Regions from separate parts of the Homo sapiens genome. Here region 1 is linked to region 2. A link is a loop called in an ENCODE intact Hi-C map of the cell type or tissue named here. Cell type or tissue: HepG2. All regions are shown on one strand.

Region 1 (8,000 bases), 90 kb before region 2:
CTTTCCTCTCCTAATGACCTCCACTCTCCTCTACCACCCAACAAGCCAAGTGGTGGATGAGTCAGATATGCTTATTAAATAGCATGTGCAGTGGAAGGCTGGCCAGCACCTTCACCATTCCATGCATCCTAACCCTTTCCCCGGCTGCTGTTGCAGCACACACACACACACACACAGAATCTCACACACACTCAAACACACATATAAACATAAACACACTCATATACTCAAACACACACAAACACATACTACACAGACAAACATACACAAACACAATACAAGCATGCACACAAATATACACAAACACGCATATGCACAAAGACACATACAACATATACACAAAACATACAAATACATACATACAAATATATGCATATACATACTTATACCTACAAACCAAACACATATACATAAACACACACTACACACACTCACACACAAACATGCCCATATATACATAAACATACATATATGCAAACACACTACACACAAACACACACAGACATGCGCGCGCACACACACACACCCCTTTCCACCCGTTGAGGGGTTGGGATATGAGAGAAAACATGAACTTTTCATCTGCACTTCATTATAACATGCTGTACAATTAATTGTTCTGTAGGATTTTTTGATGCATGTCACTGAAATTGCTCTAATTTTCACTTGACAACAATAGTTTAATGCTATAAAAATATCCATATATGCATGTGATGGTTTGCAGCTTCTGAAATATGGTCATCTGTTCCAGGTTAAAAGAATTCGAGGCAGCATTCTTCCTGAAGGCCTTTTGTTATTAGTTTGCTTCTCAAAGTCATCTTCCGAATCCTGCTGTGCTAAGCATCACCCCAGCTCAGCCCAGTTATGAATTTCATTGCTGAGCTCTGAGCCCAGGTTGTCTGGCAGCATTTCTGATTGTAATCAGTTTTGTGCAGTGAGATCACCTTGCTGACCACGAGCGGTGGCTCCCAGCACTGCAAAGATATGTGTGGGGCCGGCCTGCTTTTGTGACTGCAGCATTCACCCTTCAGGGGACAGACAGCGGCTCTTGCTGTCTCAATGCCACTGGAAGAACTCCAAAGGGTGCCTGGAGGACCAGCTTGGACTTTCAGTTCTGTTGCTTACGAGTGTGTGACCTTGGACATGTTGTGCGTCTCTCTGCCTCTCGGTTCTGTGACCTGGGCATAGTTAACACCTGCTTTTGAGGTCTTGTGAGGAATAAATGAGACATTTTATTGAAACAGCTACATTGATTTTACAATTCTCAATTCTGACCCATGAATGAAATAGATTTCATTTCATTATGACTGACATTAAAAAAATTAGAATAGATATTGGGTATAAAGTTTCTTTATGGGGTGAGGTAAATGTTCTAAATTAGATTGTGATAATAATTGTACAACTCTGGAAACGTACGAAAATCTACTGAGCTGTGTACACTTTAAGTGGGTGAATTTTGTGGTATATAAATCACATATACATATTTTTGAGACAGAGTCTCGCTCTGTCACCACTCTGTAGTGCAGTGGCACAATCTCTGCGTACTGCAACCTCTGCCTCCTGGGTTCAAGCAATTCTGCCTCAGCCTCCCAAGTAGCTGGGATTACAGGCATGTGCCACCATGCCTGGCTAATTTTTTGTATTTTTAGTAGAGACGGGGTTTCACCATGTAGGCCAGGATGATCTCGATCTCTTGACCTTGTGATCCGCCCACCTTGGCCTCCCAAAGTGCTAGGATTACAGGCATGAGCCACTGCGCCTGGCCTATAAATCATATCTTAATAAAGTTGGTTATACAATAAAATGCCCTTAAAAATCCATCAACCTCTACACTTGGGATTCATGAACTTTAGTATATATGTTAGACTTCAATTAAAAAATTTGGCTGGGCGTGGTGGCTCACACCTGTAATCCCAGCACTTTGGGAAGCCGAGGGGGCAGATCCCTTGAGGTCAGGAGTTGGGAGAGTAGCCTGGCCAACATGGTGAAACCCTGTCTCTGCTAAAAACACAAAAAATTAGCCAGGCGTGGTGGTACGTGCCTGTAATCCCAGCTACTTGAGAGGCTGACTGGGAGAATTGCTTGAACCCAGGAGGCAGAGATTGCAGTGAGCTGAGATTGTGCCACTGTACTCCAGTCTATGTGACAGAGTGAGACTTCATCTCAATTAAAAAAAATAGATATAGGCTGGATGTAGTGGTGCACACCTGCAACACCAGCACTTTGGGAGGCTGAGGTGGGAAGATCTCTTGAGGCCAGGAGTTTGAGACCAGCCTGGATAACATAGCGAGACTCTGTAGCTACAAAAAAAAAAAAAGATAAAAAATAAAAAAATTAATTGAGTGTAGTGGTGCATAGTGCACACATGTAGTCCTACCTATTTGGGAGGCTGAGACAGGAGGATCGCTTGAGCCCGGGAGTTTGAGTTTGCAGTGAGCTATGATCACACCATTGCACACTAGTCTGGGAGATGGAGCAAAAACCTGTCTCTAAAAAATGAAAAAAAAAAAAAAAAGACATAAGAAATAGAATAGAAAATAGCAGAGTGCCTCACATGTAGTAATAGTTAATATCATTTTCATGAACTATATGTGTAAATGTGTGTGTATGCATGTGTGTGTGTGTATGTGTGTACGGGGCTGCAATAGAAATGTGTTTCTAACAGAGGGCTGTTGCTGTAAACATCCACTGGCCTAGCGTCTATCCAGTCAGAGCAGACATTTAACAATGATTACTTATACCCCTTCTCCCCTTCCTTTCCAGAAATGCAAATAAAGAGGAAGAGCACACCCATGTTCAGTAATTGACTTTGACTTCAGAGTGTTGGCCTGTTTTCTGACATAAGAGAGCAGAAACTCTGACTAGCTGGAGGAGCCCCGTTACCACCCCCCTTCCGTGTGTGTATGTACACACACATGCATGCACACAATTAAATCAGGCTCTCTTTTTCTAGTTAAATAAACCCCACACTTGCCAAAGGAACAAATAGTTGGCCTATTGCCAAAGAAAATGTGCCTCTGGGCTTCTGGTTTTGGAGGTTTTGCAGTGTTTACTTTCCAGTGATCTCCACTTGACTCCTTACCTCTTTCATTTGGTTGTAAATACCACAATTTAAACTAGCTACCTGCTGCTGTGACCCTGCATGGGAGGTTGTCTTGACAGATGTGGCAGGCTTCCCTGGCCCCTTCCTCCTCTAGGTGAGTGTGGGGTGGAGGAGGGTGGGCATGAGCAGGAACATGGCTGTCGTGGGGGTGAGTGTGGGGCAGGGACGGCAGCCACTGCCACAAGCAGGACATGGACTTTGTGCTCAATCAAGGTAAATAGATGAAGTCATCCAGTGCCTGGTGACCTTTTGAAGATGACGCAGTATAAATAGCCTTGGGAAGACTATTTCATCAGGGTTGAAACACTTGTGTTTCTGTTGCTTTCTGATGATTATTTTCCTTTGGTTGTTTGCCCCTGTGACACATTTCAGTAACTACCAGATGGGCCTTGGGTGGATGTATCCAATGGGAAAACCAATTTGGAAATGACAGGGCTGGCAGCTGCCTCCTCACTGAAATCTGGGAAATCAGAGAATCGAATCAATTGAAGAACTCTTAGACTTTACTTTGGTTTTGTAAGTTCTGGGTTCAAATTCCCTTTCATATTGTAGATAGAGTTAGACAACTACTAATTTGTGGCCATATTACAACTGATTAGGGTAGAGGGTTAGTCTCTGATTGTAACCAGCTACCTTGGAAAGGCCACGCCAACTCTTTTAGGTCACTTAGCTTTCATCAGTGCCCGAAGGGGAAGTTTCTACCAAGCAGATGGCATATGGTATGTAGCAGATGGTAGATGGTATATGGTAGATAGTGGATGGTAGATATTAGATGGTTGATAGTATATGGTAGATGGTGGATGACAGAGAGTAGATGGTATATGCTGGATGGTACATGGTATATGGTAGATGGTGGATGGTGAATGGCATATGACAGATGGTAGATGAAGAATGGTGGATAGTACATGATAGATGGTTGATGATAGACAATTGATGGTAGATGGTAGATGGTGGGTGGTATGTGATGGATGGTGGATGGCAGATGGCAGTGGTATGTGGTAGATGGCAGATGGTGCATCGTAAATGGTGCATGATGGTGGATGGTGGATGGTAGATGGTAGATGGTAGATGATGGATGATACATGGTATGTGGTAAATGGTATATGGAATATGGTAGATGGTGCATGGTAAATGGTGGAGGATGGTGGATGGTAGATGGCAGATGGTAGATGGTGGATGATAGGTGGTATATGATGAATGGCATATGGAATATGGTAGATGGTGGATGGTAGATAGTACATGGTGAATGGTAGATGGTGGATGGTGGATGGTAGATGGTAGATGATATATGATGAATGGTATATGGAATATGGTGGATAATAGTGGATGGTAGATGACAGATGGCATATGGTGGGTGGTGTATGATGGATGGTGGATGGTAGATGGGAGATGATATATGGTATATGATGAATGGTAGATAATGGATGGCAGATGGTATATGGCATATGGCAGGTGGTATATGTGGTATATGATGAATGGCATATGGAATACAGTGAATGGTAGATGGTGGATGGTAGACGGCTGATGATTGATAGCATAAGGTATATGATAATAGATAGGGCCCAGATTTTAAAGTCCAGCTGCCCAGTGAGAATGCTTTTTCTGCTTCTCACTTGCACCACAATCTTTGTGCCTTGGTTGCTACAGCTGCAAAATAATAGCACCTCACTTGTGGGATTTGTTTTGTTAAGGCAAAATTTTTATAACACAAAATTTTCTATTTTCACACTAAGTGCACCGTTCGGTAGGATTAAGTACATTCACATTATTGTAAACCATCATCATCATCCATCCACAGAACTCTTCGTCTTCCAAAACTGAAACTCTGTACCCATTAAATGGTAACACCTCATTTCCCACTCTCCCCAGTCCCTGACAACCACCATTCTACTTTGAATCTCTATGAATTTGACTACTCTAGGTACCTCATGTAAGTGGAATCTTACAGTATTTATTATTTTGTGACTAGCTTATTTCACTTAACATAACGTTTTTAACACTCACCCAGGTTGTAGCATGTATCAGAATGTCCTTTTTAAAGGCTGAATAATATTCCATTGTATGGACATAACAATTTTATTTATCCATTTATCTGCTGATGGACATGTGGTTGTTTCCCCTTTTGGTTGTTGTGAATAATGCTGCTATAAACATGAGTGTACAAATACGTGTTCAAGTCCCTGTTTTCAATTCCTTTGGATGTCTACTCAGGATATCCAAACTTGATGGAGTAATTCTATGTTTAATTTTTTAAAGAACTAACATACTGTTTTCTACAGTGACTGCACTATTTTATATTTTCACTAACAACACACAAGGTTTCCAGTTTTCTCCACACCTTTGTCGACACTTGTTATTGTCTGGGGCTTTAAAAAATTTATTTATAATAGCCTCTGTGATTTTGGTTTTGAAGGCTAGATGACAGAATGTACAGAAAACACTTAGCCTGTAGTCCCAGCTACTCGTGAGGCTGAGGTGGGAGGATCGCTTGAGCCTGGGAGGCAGAGGTTGCAATGAGCTCAGATGGAGCCACTGCACTCCAGCCTGCATAACAGAGTAAGACCCTGTCTCAAAAAAGTTAAAAAAAAGAAAGAAAGTAGAAAAAAAAAAGTAGAAAGAAAGAGAGAGAGAGAAGGAAGGAAGAAAGGATGAAGGAAGGAACTAATGAAGGAAGGAGAAAGAAAGAAAACACTTAACAAACTTAGTGCCTGGCTCAGTAAATGATAGTTGACCTTGCTGTTTCGGGTGCTGCTTCTCTTTCTGTAGAAGTAACTTAACTGTTAATCTTCATTATAGATTAACTTCTCCCTCTCCTCTCTCATACAAAGACTGTATGCTGTTACATTGTCAAAGACAGGATGCTATATGCTCTTTTAAATTGGAAAGGAAAACAAGCTATACAGAAAAGAAAACAAACTGTAACTAATTAAATTGTTGTAACTCATAAATCCAGCCTTGTATGGAAAATGTCATAGTCCTACTAAACTTTGTTTTGCCTATATAAGCAAGACAGCTTTTAACTTCAGAGAGCTCACCCCGTTTCTGTGGGGTCTATTTCTGTTTTGTTCAGTTACCTGAATGGCCATTCTCAGCTTTGCGCTTGAATAAACTCTTTAAAACTGGATTCTGATCCCTTTGATTATTTCATGTTGACTATATATATATAATATATATATATAAGACTATATATATATAATAATATGTATATGTATTTGGAGAGAGAGGAAGCAAATTCGGCAAAATGTCAATAATTGGTGAGTGAAGGGGATACGGGAGTCCTTTGTACTATTCCTGAATCTCTTCTCTAAAGTTTAAAATTATCTCAAAATAAAAAATGACAAAAGATATGGACTTCTTAGGGACATGTTTCTTGGGGTGTATTTCCCAGCTGTCTGTGTTAGAATTTCCCGGGAGTTTAAAACACAGACACAGGGGTTCCACTGTGGCAGTCCGCTCCAGGAGGTATGGGGTGAAGCCTGAGGATCTGCATTTTCCACAAGCGCCTCAGGGAATTCTGAGTCAGATGGTCGGTAGATGTGACTTCAGGAAGTAGCATCTCCACTGCCTCCTCCAGGCAGTGGACTGTTTGTACACAGTCTCGGCGAGTGGTAGGATGACAGTTGTTCCTGGCTGGTCTTGGTCATGCTTGTCCCGTGCAGACTCGATGCTGAGTCAACCCTGCTGAGGCAGGAACTGAGTCCGGTTTAGGATTAAGTCACCTACTTAGACCCAGTGACAGTCCCATGTTTGCTAAAGTCCCCTGCTCTTCCCTGGGTCTCTTCACTGACACAGCAGGCATGGTGTCCTCAGAGATGGTCTGGTAGTCATTCGATCTTCCCAGGAATCCAAAGTAATGTTACTGACAACAAGGGAGTGATCCAGAGGTGGTGGAGGTGACGATGGTGATGCCGCTGCTGCTGCCGACCTGGTATAACCATCCCTAAATGATGTGTTTGGCAAGGAAAGACCCAGGAATCAGGGCATTCACATAAAGAGTACGAAGTAAAGGGAAAGATGGGAATGAGGTGGGAGAGAGGAGCACGCAAGGTATTTGAAGTTATTCTTCTGTTTGTTCAACCAGCATTTTATGAATGCCATGTGTGTACCAGGCACTTTGCAGGGCATGGAGAATAAGATTAAGTACAAGAACAGATAGAGCCCCCCTTGTTTTATGGAGCTCAGCCCAGGTCTGGATCTCACAGTTGACTAGGAGAATGGGAAACAGAGCCTTGACTTGTCATAAAGCCTTCTTGAAGGGAAGAAGTGAATGGGAAATAGCGTTTAGAAAGTTTGGCTCCAGATGGCGAGGTTGGGGAGGGAATTCCTGACTATCAGAGAATGTATTTTTCTGCAGATAAAAATCAAACTGTGGGTCCCAATAATAATAGTAATAATAGTACTACTAATAAAATAACTCAAAGCTTTTATCTCAAGGCCTCACGAGAGAAATAGTTGGAAATCCACTCTCAGGTCCCTCCCATCTCACCTTTGGAATCATCAGGTTTCCAGAACAGCTACAGCCTTCCTCTTTTTGTTCCCTGGTGGTCACTGTCTGTGGCTGGGTGGGGGACGCCTCTTCACTGTCACCTCCAGGCTTCCTCTTCTGGCTCCATGCAAAGTCTCAATTCTTCCTCCTCTCTTCTCCAGAAGGGACTGCATTTACTTCTTTCTTATTTGTTTATTTTTCTCTAACACTTACTTGTTGGGTAGATAATGCACTTGTATAGTTGAAAAATCAGGCTGGGGTCGGTGGCTCATACCTGTAATCCCAGCACGTTGGGAGGCCGAGGCGGGCGGCTCACCTGAGGTCAGGAGTTCGAGACCAGCCTGGCCAATATGGTGAAACCCCATCTCTTCTAAAAGTACAAAAATTAGCCAGGCATGGTGGCACATGCCTGTA
Region 2 (8,000 bases):
TGCCCCAGTGGGGACTCTGTGGGGGCTCTGACCCCACATTTCTCTTCTGCACTGCCCTAGCAGAGGTTCTCCATGAGGGCTCTGCCCCTGAAGCAAACTTCTGCCTGGACATCCAAGCATTTCCATACATCCTCTGAAATCTAGGCAGAGGTTCCCAAACCTCAATTCTGGACTTCTGTGCACCTGCAGGCTCAACACCACATGAAAGCTGCCAAGGCTTGGGGCTTGCACCCTCTAAAGCCACATCCTGAACTGTACCTTGGCCCATTTTAGCCACAGCTGGAGCTGACTGGGAGGCAGGGCACCAAGTCCCTAGGTTGCACACAGCAGGGTGGCCCTGAGCCCAGCCCACAAAACCATTTTTTCCTCATAGGCCTCTGGGCCTGTGATTTGAGGTGCTGCCTCAAAGGTCTCTGACATGCCCTGGAGACATTTTCCCCATTGTCTTGGTGATTAACATTTGGCTCCTTGTTACTTATGCAAATTTCTGCAGCTGTCTTGACTTTTTCCCCAGAAAACAGGTTTTTCTTTTCTGTTGCATCATCAGGCTGCAAATTTTCCAACTTTTATGCTCTTCCTCATCTTGAATGCTTTGCTGCTTAGAAATTTCTTCCACTAGATACCCTAAATCATCTCTCTCAAGTTCAAAGTTTCACAGATCTCTAAGGCAGGGGCAAAATAAAGCATATTCCAGTTCCCAACAAGTTCCTCATCTCCATCTGAGACCTGGACTTCATTGTCCATATCACTATAAGCATTTTGGTCAAAGCCATTCAACAAGTCTCTAGGAAGTTCCAAACTTTCCCACATTTTCCTGTCTTCTTCTAAGCCCTCCAAATTCTTCCAACCTCTGCCTATTGCCCAGTTCCAAAGTTGCTTCCACATTTTTGGGTATCCTTATAGCAGCACCCCACTACCTCCTGGTTCCAATTAACTGTATTAGTCCATTCTCATGCTGCTATAAGGAACTGCCCAAGACTGGGTAATTTATCAAGGAAAGAGGTTTAATTGACTCACAGTTCCTCATGGCTGGGGAAGCCCCAGGAAACTTACAATCATGGCAGAAGGGGAAGCAAACTTGTCCTTCTTCATATGGCGGCAGAAGAGTCAAGTGCAGAGTGAAGGGGGAAAAGCCCTTGTAAAACCATCAGATTTCATGAGAACTCACTCACTATAGCAAGAACAGCATGGGGGGACCACCCCCATGATCTAATCATCTCCCACAAGGTCCCTCCCCTAACACATGGGGATTACAATTCAAGATGAGATTTTGGTGGGGGACACAGAGACAGACCATATCAGTGAATTACATTTTCAGTTTGAGTCATCTTTTAGGTAGTCCATTTTTGAAACTTATGTAATAGCAGTGAACTATCCTAGGGGGACACTTTTCCCTTTTGTCCTGATGTTTGAGTGTGCTTTTAGAAGTTTCTAGAAGACAAATTAAGAGACTTTTGGGACCTGCCACCTCCGGTAACTGTGAATTGTAAAACGTGTGCAAAGAATAAGAATGCCAGCAGAAGAGAGCCGCTGGAATGAGAGGAGCAGGCTCTCCTCATCTTCCATGTGAGGGCACAATTTTCTCTGGGAGGTGAGAAGTTTGGTAGGTTTCCCTGTTCAGGAAATTGATGCCCAGCTGAAACCAGTCTCTGGGCAGGAAATGGTCTCATTTGGCTGTGAGGAGGTGGGAATGTGAACGATTTAAGAAGCTGACTTAGCTTGGACTCCAGTGGAAGTGATCTCACCTATTCATATCATTCTGTCTCCACTTCCTCATTCCAAGGCACCACCTCTGCCTGGATGTCCCAGTGAAGTCCACCACCTAACCTATTTTTCTAGCGATTCTGACCCCAATTGGTATATTGCTATTCAATTTTGGCACTAACTTCCTGGAGTTAGAACAGACCCCAAAGATTAAAGAACATGACCCACAACAACAATACCCCTACTTCTGACTGACCAACCAAAAATCTAGGGGTGCCCATGGTCTTCCTCAGGTTCAATAACTCACTAGAACAACTCACAGAACTTGGGCAAATGCTATACCTTTGATTACAGCTTTATTATTAAAGCTCTCTCCCTCCCTGGAGGATGGGAAGTCAGACTGATATTCCATGTCTCAAAGTCCCAGCCCTCTTATCACATGGTTGGTCTTTCTAGCATGACCAGCCCCATCCTGAGGCTATCTAGGAACCACCATGGTCCACTTCATTAGCATAAAGTCAGGTGTGGTCCAATCCAGGGCCTCTTGAAAAACAAAGACACTCCTACTATGTGGGAAATTCCAAGGATTTAGATTTGCCCTCCCAGGAGCCTGGGACAAAGGCCAGTCATTAAACAAAAATTATTATTATACAACATTGCCTCTTAGCATTCCTGTTTTATTTTTCAGATTATCTATTTATTTATGTAACAGAAATGGTGTCTTTCTGTGTTGTCCAGGCTGGTCTTGAATCCCTGGGCTCAAGCAATACTCCCGCCTTGGCCTCCCAAAGTGCTGGTATTATAGGCATGAGCCACTGTGCCTGACCTATATTTTAGATTCTAATTCATGCATTAGCTTGGGAAAGTAATGATATTCTTTAAAGAAGGAAGCAACCAGAGCTGTTCTCCACCTCCTGAATCACTCAGGGCATAGAGCTCCAAGACACGGGTGGCGTTACTGAAATAAAGCATTGTAGTTCACTTGTGCTATGTGGACCTTGTGGGGTGGTACCACTCTGTTCCTCAGGCTCATGTGGCAGCCTCATCAGGAACATGGTCAGTCACAATGGCAGAGGGAAAAAGGATCATGGCAAAGCGAGTACAGGCCCTTGAGGCTCTGCCAGAAGTAACAGACATCACTTTCAATCACATCTCAAAGGAAGGCTTGTGTCAAAGGACAGTTAGAACCCAATCTAAGATGTAGAAAGTTGAATAGCATTAGCAGTCACATAGGTTGACAGGAAAGAGACAAGGATGGAAGCTGCTGTTACTGTCTTGGTGAGAAAGGAGTAATGAAGAGACAGGAGTAAAGGAGAGCAGGGATCTGAGAGGCAGAGCTCAGGCAAATGTGATGTTATTTGGGGAGAAATTACATGAGGAGGTGAGGGGAAGGAGAAACTAGAGGTTCCTTAGGGTCTAGCTTGGGTAAGATGGGGGTGCTGGCACCCAGGAAGCAAGGAGGAGTAAATGGAATGTTCTCTGCTTTGCAGGATGGTGCTGGTGGCAATTTTCACTTCCCAGGCCCCTAGCCAGTAGTAGAATATAGAGAAAAGATGAGGTTTCTTCATTTCATAAACAATCAACTAATCAATAAGCAGGCAGCCCTCTTCCTCTGAATGTCCTGCGTTAATTGAAAACCAGAGGACTTTGATCACTGAGGATTGTGTTGCATAACTGGTTTCAATGCACCATTGTTTTCCTCCCTGGTTTTTTTCCATGATGGAAATGATTTGTTTGCCACACTGGGCAGGAGATCATATTTAAATGTTTCTTGGGTTTGATCTCCAAACAGGGGATTAACTAATGCTTGTGCTAAGGTGCAGAGTAGTGGTAAACAGATTTAATAAACTCTAAGTATGTAAGCTGCTGTTGAGGGCAGGGGTAGTCTAAGATGTGGGCACCTGCTGGTTTCCAGCTTGGTCAACACCAGAAAGTGTCACATTTTGTACTTAAAAACTCAGAGGAGTTTGACAGCAGAAGAAGCCAGGGGTGAAGGTGGAGAGGCTGAGAGCCAGGTGTTTCCAACTTAGGTCTGCTTTTGCCATGAACCTGGGCAAGTGATGACAGGTTCTAAAGATCTTCCAAGTGTTCAAGGGCAGAGATGGGGAGGAGGTGGGGGGCCACATTTGCTGAGATTCAGACATTTATGGAGTGCTCCTAAGAAGGGTAATGAACGCCAAGCTACCTGCTCGAGAGAAGGAGATTCACGTTTCCTCTCTTTGCTATGGGAGTGAACAGAGACCATGATTGCTTGCAATAGGAGCCTTCATAACCTCTCTGCCCTTCACCGACGAAAGTGGATTCTATCTTTGCCAGCTCCATTTCTGGGCTTTTACAATTTAGAATCAGGGCAAGGGAGAGAGAGAAAGAGAAATGGAGATTCAAGCAGGCAAGTGGTGGGGAGACAGCTGGGAATTACAGAAGAAGAATCAGAGACTTCCTTGCAGGAGAGAATTAAGAGTAGAGGTTAAATAAAAGAAGCAGAAGAAAATCAGGCACCCACATGGGCTGCCAGGAGGCAAGGCTTTGCTGGGAGCAGAGAGTAAGAGAGAAGTTTTGGAGAATCAGTGAGAGAGCTGGAAAAAGAGGCTTGAGAAAAGTTTTGCTGCATGTTAAACTTCACCCTGTGGTGTGCCTTGATAATCTAAATAGTAATGGAATAGATTTTCATGAACATTTCCAGTAAAACAGACTTTGAGTTGGTGCGTTTTGGAGCCTCTCTGGAACCTGAGATGCTCTGAAGCCTGGATCGCTATGGAAGTAGCCTGCTGGGGGGTGGAGGTTGGCACAGGGGATGCCAGGCAGGTGGTCACCCCCCAGGCCTCAGCTTACCCATCTGTAGCACTGTAAGGACCCTGCCTGTTCCATCCTGTCTTTGCGCTTCTCAGCTCTAGCTTTCTCATTAGGGTGCAAGCTCTTCAAGGCAGGCCTATGTCCTCATCCCCCTGTCCCTCCCACTCCCTGGTGTGCACAAGAGAGGTCAATCGCTCCAGGTCTGTGAGGCAATAGGGTAAGTGTCACGGCCAGCACCACCCCTTCTTCTCCAGGACGGGAACCCTTCAGCCATGTTTCTTTTGAAGCTTTCTTTCCCCCTTTCCCCTTCATGCGTCTCCCCAGATGATGGGCTCACCAACCACATCCTGAGTCCTCTGCACAGGAAAGCAAGAAGGGTTGTTTTCACCCCAGTGCCCTTCCCTTTCCCTTCCCCCACCACCAGCAGCTCAGAAGCCAAAGTCCCCTGGAAATAGGTCTCTGCTTCCTTTGCTAACTCGTGGCTGATGGGCGTGTGTGGCATCCACCCCAGCTTCCTCCTCTGTGCCATTAGTTCTGCAACAGCTGGAAAGCAAGTCTGCGCTTCCCAGCACCTTTGCGCTAGGATTCTGGATGTGATGTGGGTTCTGCCAATCAGATTAGTCCCATTTTTTCTGTCACGAGACTAAATTTGAGGCAGGGTTAAGCTGAGAGACAGAGGCAGGGAGGGACGCACCCATGTAGGGGCAGAGCTCCTAGAAAAAGCATTGCAGTTTTAGCCCTGGCTTCCCGGTGTGACTGGGGCCTCCCTAATTGTAGCAGAAGGCAGGTCCTTCCGCATCCAGCCCTGTGGCGTGGCTTTGGGAAGCGAACCTGCCTCCTAATGATTCCGGGAGTCATGTAATTCCCCATGAGCACTCCCTTTCTGCTTTCAGAAAGACTTGTCTCTCTGCTGCTGAGTCCTGCCTGACACCTACGAGCACCCTGGTTGGGTGGGCAGCTGCAAGAGGCTGGCCCCCCATCCAGAGGAGGCTTTGTGACGAGGTCCTGGCCATGGGCAGGTCTACAGAAGTTGCTGGCGGGGCTTCTGGGGACGAAGAAGCAACCCCAGCTGGCTGCTCAGCTCCTTAACTGTCTGCCATTTGCCCTCTGGGATGTGGTCTCGACACCTCAGCTTGAGTGCTAAGAGGCAAGCAGCAGAGGAGAACGTGGGCTCAGGTGTCCCGGCAGGAAGAAGAGCACCCGGGGCTCTGCGGCTAAGGTGCTGCCGCCCTGCACTTGTGTGGGAGCCCCTTCAGAGGCTGCCTCTCTCTTCTACTTCCCTGATCCCCTCTCCTGCCCAGCACTAGGGAATCTTTGCTCGTTGGGTCTTTTATTTTTAGCTACACGGTTCAATGAAAGCCTTTCTGCTTTCTCTGCATTGATTTTGCAGAACAATCCAAGGGTCGGTCTGATGCTTTTATGGCTCAAATTTCCTGGGGTTTATTTTTCACGAGTAAAAGTAAAAGTTAAAACTCCTGTTTGTACCTTTAGATAACTAGCTTACCGTGGTGTGGACGGGTAGAGAATGAGGGAGACGGAGAGACTTTGGAGTCAGACTGAGTAGTTTTAATCTGGGCTCCATCACTTACTAGCTGTGTGGCGTTGGGGGAGTAAATAAGCCTCTCTGAGCTTCAGTTTCCTCATTTATAGATTAATAATAGCAACAATACTCAGCTCATAACCACTCAGGTTGTTTGTGAAGTTCAAATAAGGTAATGCTTATAAAACTGAGAGGCCAGGTGCGGTGGCTCATGCCTATAATCCCAGCACTTTGGGAGGCTGAGGCGGGCGGGTCACGAGGTCAAGAGATTAAGACCATCTGGCTAACACGGTGAAACCCCGTCTCTACTAAAAATACAAAAATTAGCTGGGTGTGGTGGCGGGCACCTGTAGTTCCAGCTACTCGAGAGGCTGAGGCAGGAGAATCACTTGAACCCAGGAGGTGGAGTTTGTAGCGAGCCAAGATCACGCCACTGCACTCCAGCCTGGCAACAGAGCAAGACTTCGTCTAAAAAAAAAAAAAAAAAAAAAAAAAGACTAGTTCATGATACTTATTAAGAGCTTAATTTTAAAAAAACAAAGCTCTTATTGTAATTACCTTTAGTTTTTTCATTTATAAAGAGGACAAAGAAAATCAGCATACACGCACACTCACTGATATAGAACTGGCTCCAGCGCAGGGAGTTCTATTTTAAGCAGGCCCAAGTGGGCCTTGTCTCTACAAGTCAATAGCAAAATAGAGGGTAAGGGGAGATCTGAATGGTTCTGGGAGCAGCCGGGGAAAGCAGAAACCAGGTTCATTTAGAGAGACGTGGGAGGACGAGCTTCTGTCTCTGGGTGGCCTCTCTTCCTCTCTGGAAACTTCTTCTGCAGCAGATGGGCTATGCAGGATTCCCTCTCACCATGCACAGGCCGCAGCAGGCTGGCCCAGGACTCCCACTTAGTGCAGATTTTATGTCTGTTAAACACACATGACCCTTCTTTGGGACAAAGAAATTCTGGGTTTAATAGAGGCTCATCATCAGGCTAAAAACAATCTGGTGAGGCCACAGTTGGGTGTATGAGGCTCTTCTTGGTCCATGGCAAGGAAGGAAAATTCACTCTGCCCACTGATTATATAGGCCGCAGAATACTAGAGATTTGGGTGGTCTTTTTGTTTTACAAAAGTACAGCAGGCCACTTAGAACAAAAACATGGACTAGTTTAGGACTGGGGAGAAGAAATACATTTTGGTTCGTCTAAATCTCCTAGAATTGTTTTCTCAGCTTCTTCTAGATCCATACTCATTTCAAACTTGATCTCTAGCTTGAGAATTTTTGAAATGTAGCTGAATCATTTGAATCCATCCCCCATGTCGACAATCTGTAACTCAAAACTTACCCATAACACAAATAAGTATTTGCAGAGGGGAGGTTCAAGAATGCTTAAAAGTTTAATTGAAGGCTTCCCTCATTGTTCACAAGTTTGCTTTGGGGTTCACTGAGAAGAATTAACATTTGTGGATAGTGTGGGCATCAGAACTGGACCTCTTTCATACAAGGCTTTGATGCCTCCAGCAACAGAATGGCTGTCTGTAGTCCGCTTGGCTGTGGCTCTGAGTTTGAGGGCTGGCTCCAGGCCTCCTGGGGCTTCCCCATCCCTGCACCTTCCCACTAGCCACTTCCTTTGTGGTTTCCAACGTGTCCTCTCTCAGAGTGCTGCTCAAATCTGTTTTGATTGGGGTGGTCAGTTCACAAGTTAAGAATGTGTACATTTGATCAAAACTTGTTCTGCTCCCATCTTGAAAACTTCTAAGTTCTGATGTCTGTCATTAAGAACTATGTTCATTGTATTTGATAGTACAATAGGAAAATTACAGTTAACAGTTGTTTATTGTAAATTTCAAAGTGACTAGAAGAGAAGAATTATAATGTTCCCATCACAAAGAAAGGATAAATGTCTGAGCTGAGGGATATCCCAATTACCCTGACTTGATCATCACACACGGCATACAGGTATCAGAA

What was found. Peaks named below come from ENCODE experiments on the same cell type or tissue, not always from the same donor. Only the 100,000 strongest peaks of a DNase experiment are listed, where the experiment ranks them.
Region 1: it touches region 2 in a loop (8-fold over the local background); 5 of 110 quality-filtered maps call a loop at or near these places.

The regions. Positions count from the first base shown.
Region 1 is chr1:229,216,699-229,224,698 of GRCh38, reverse strand. No RefSeq gene overlaps it. Among named protein-coding and RNA genes, the nearest start is that of TMEM78, 29 kb to the left of the region's middle. RefSeq lists enhancers at 2,758-3,257, 3,258-3,759. In HepG2, a CTCF peak has its summit at 6,669 (motif pointing left); DNase peaks (open chromatin) are centred at 998, 2,958, 3,328 and 6,728; H3K4me3 peaks cover 956 bases.
Region 2 is chr1:229,127,103-229,135,102 of GRCh38, reverse strand. All of the region lies in intron 1 of LINC02815 (long intergenic non-protein coding RNA 2815), which reads left to right. Among named protein-coding and RNA genes, the nearest start is that of LINC02815, 24 kb to the left of the region's middle. RefSeq lists an enhancer at 4,787-5,081. In HepG2, no CTCF peak of the experiment used is centred here; DNase peaks (open chromatin) are centred at 3,382 and 4,802.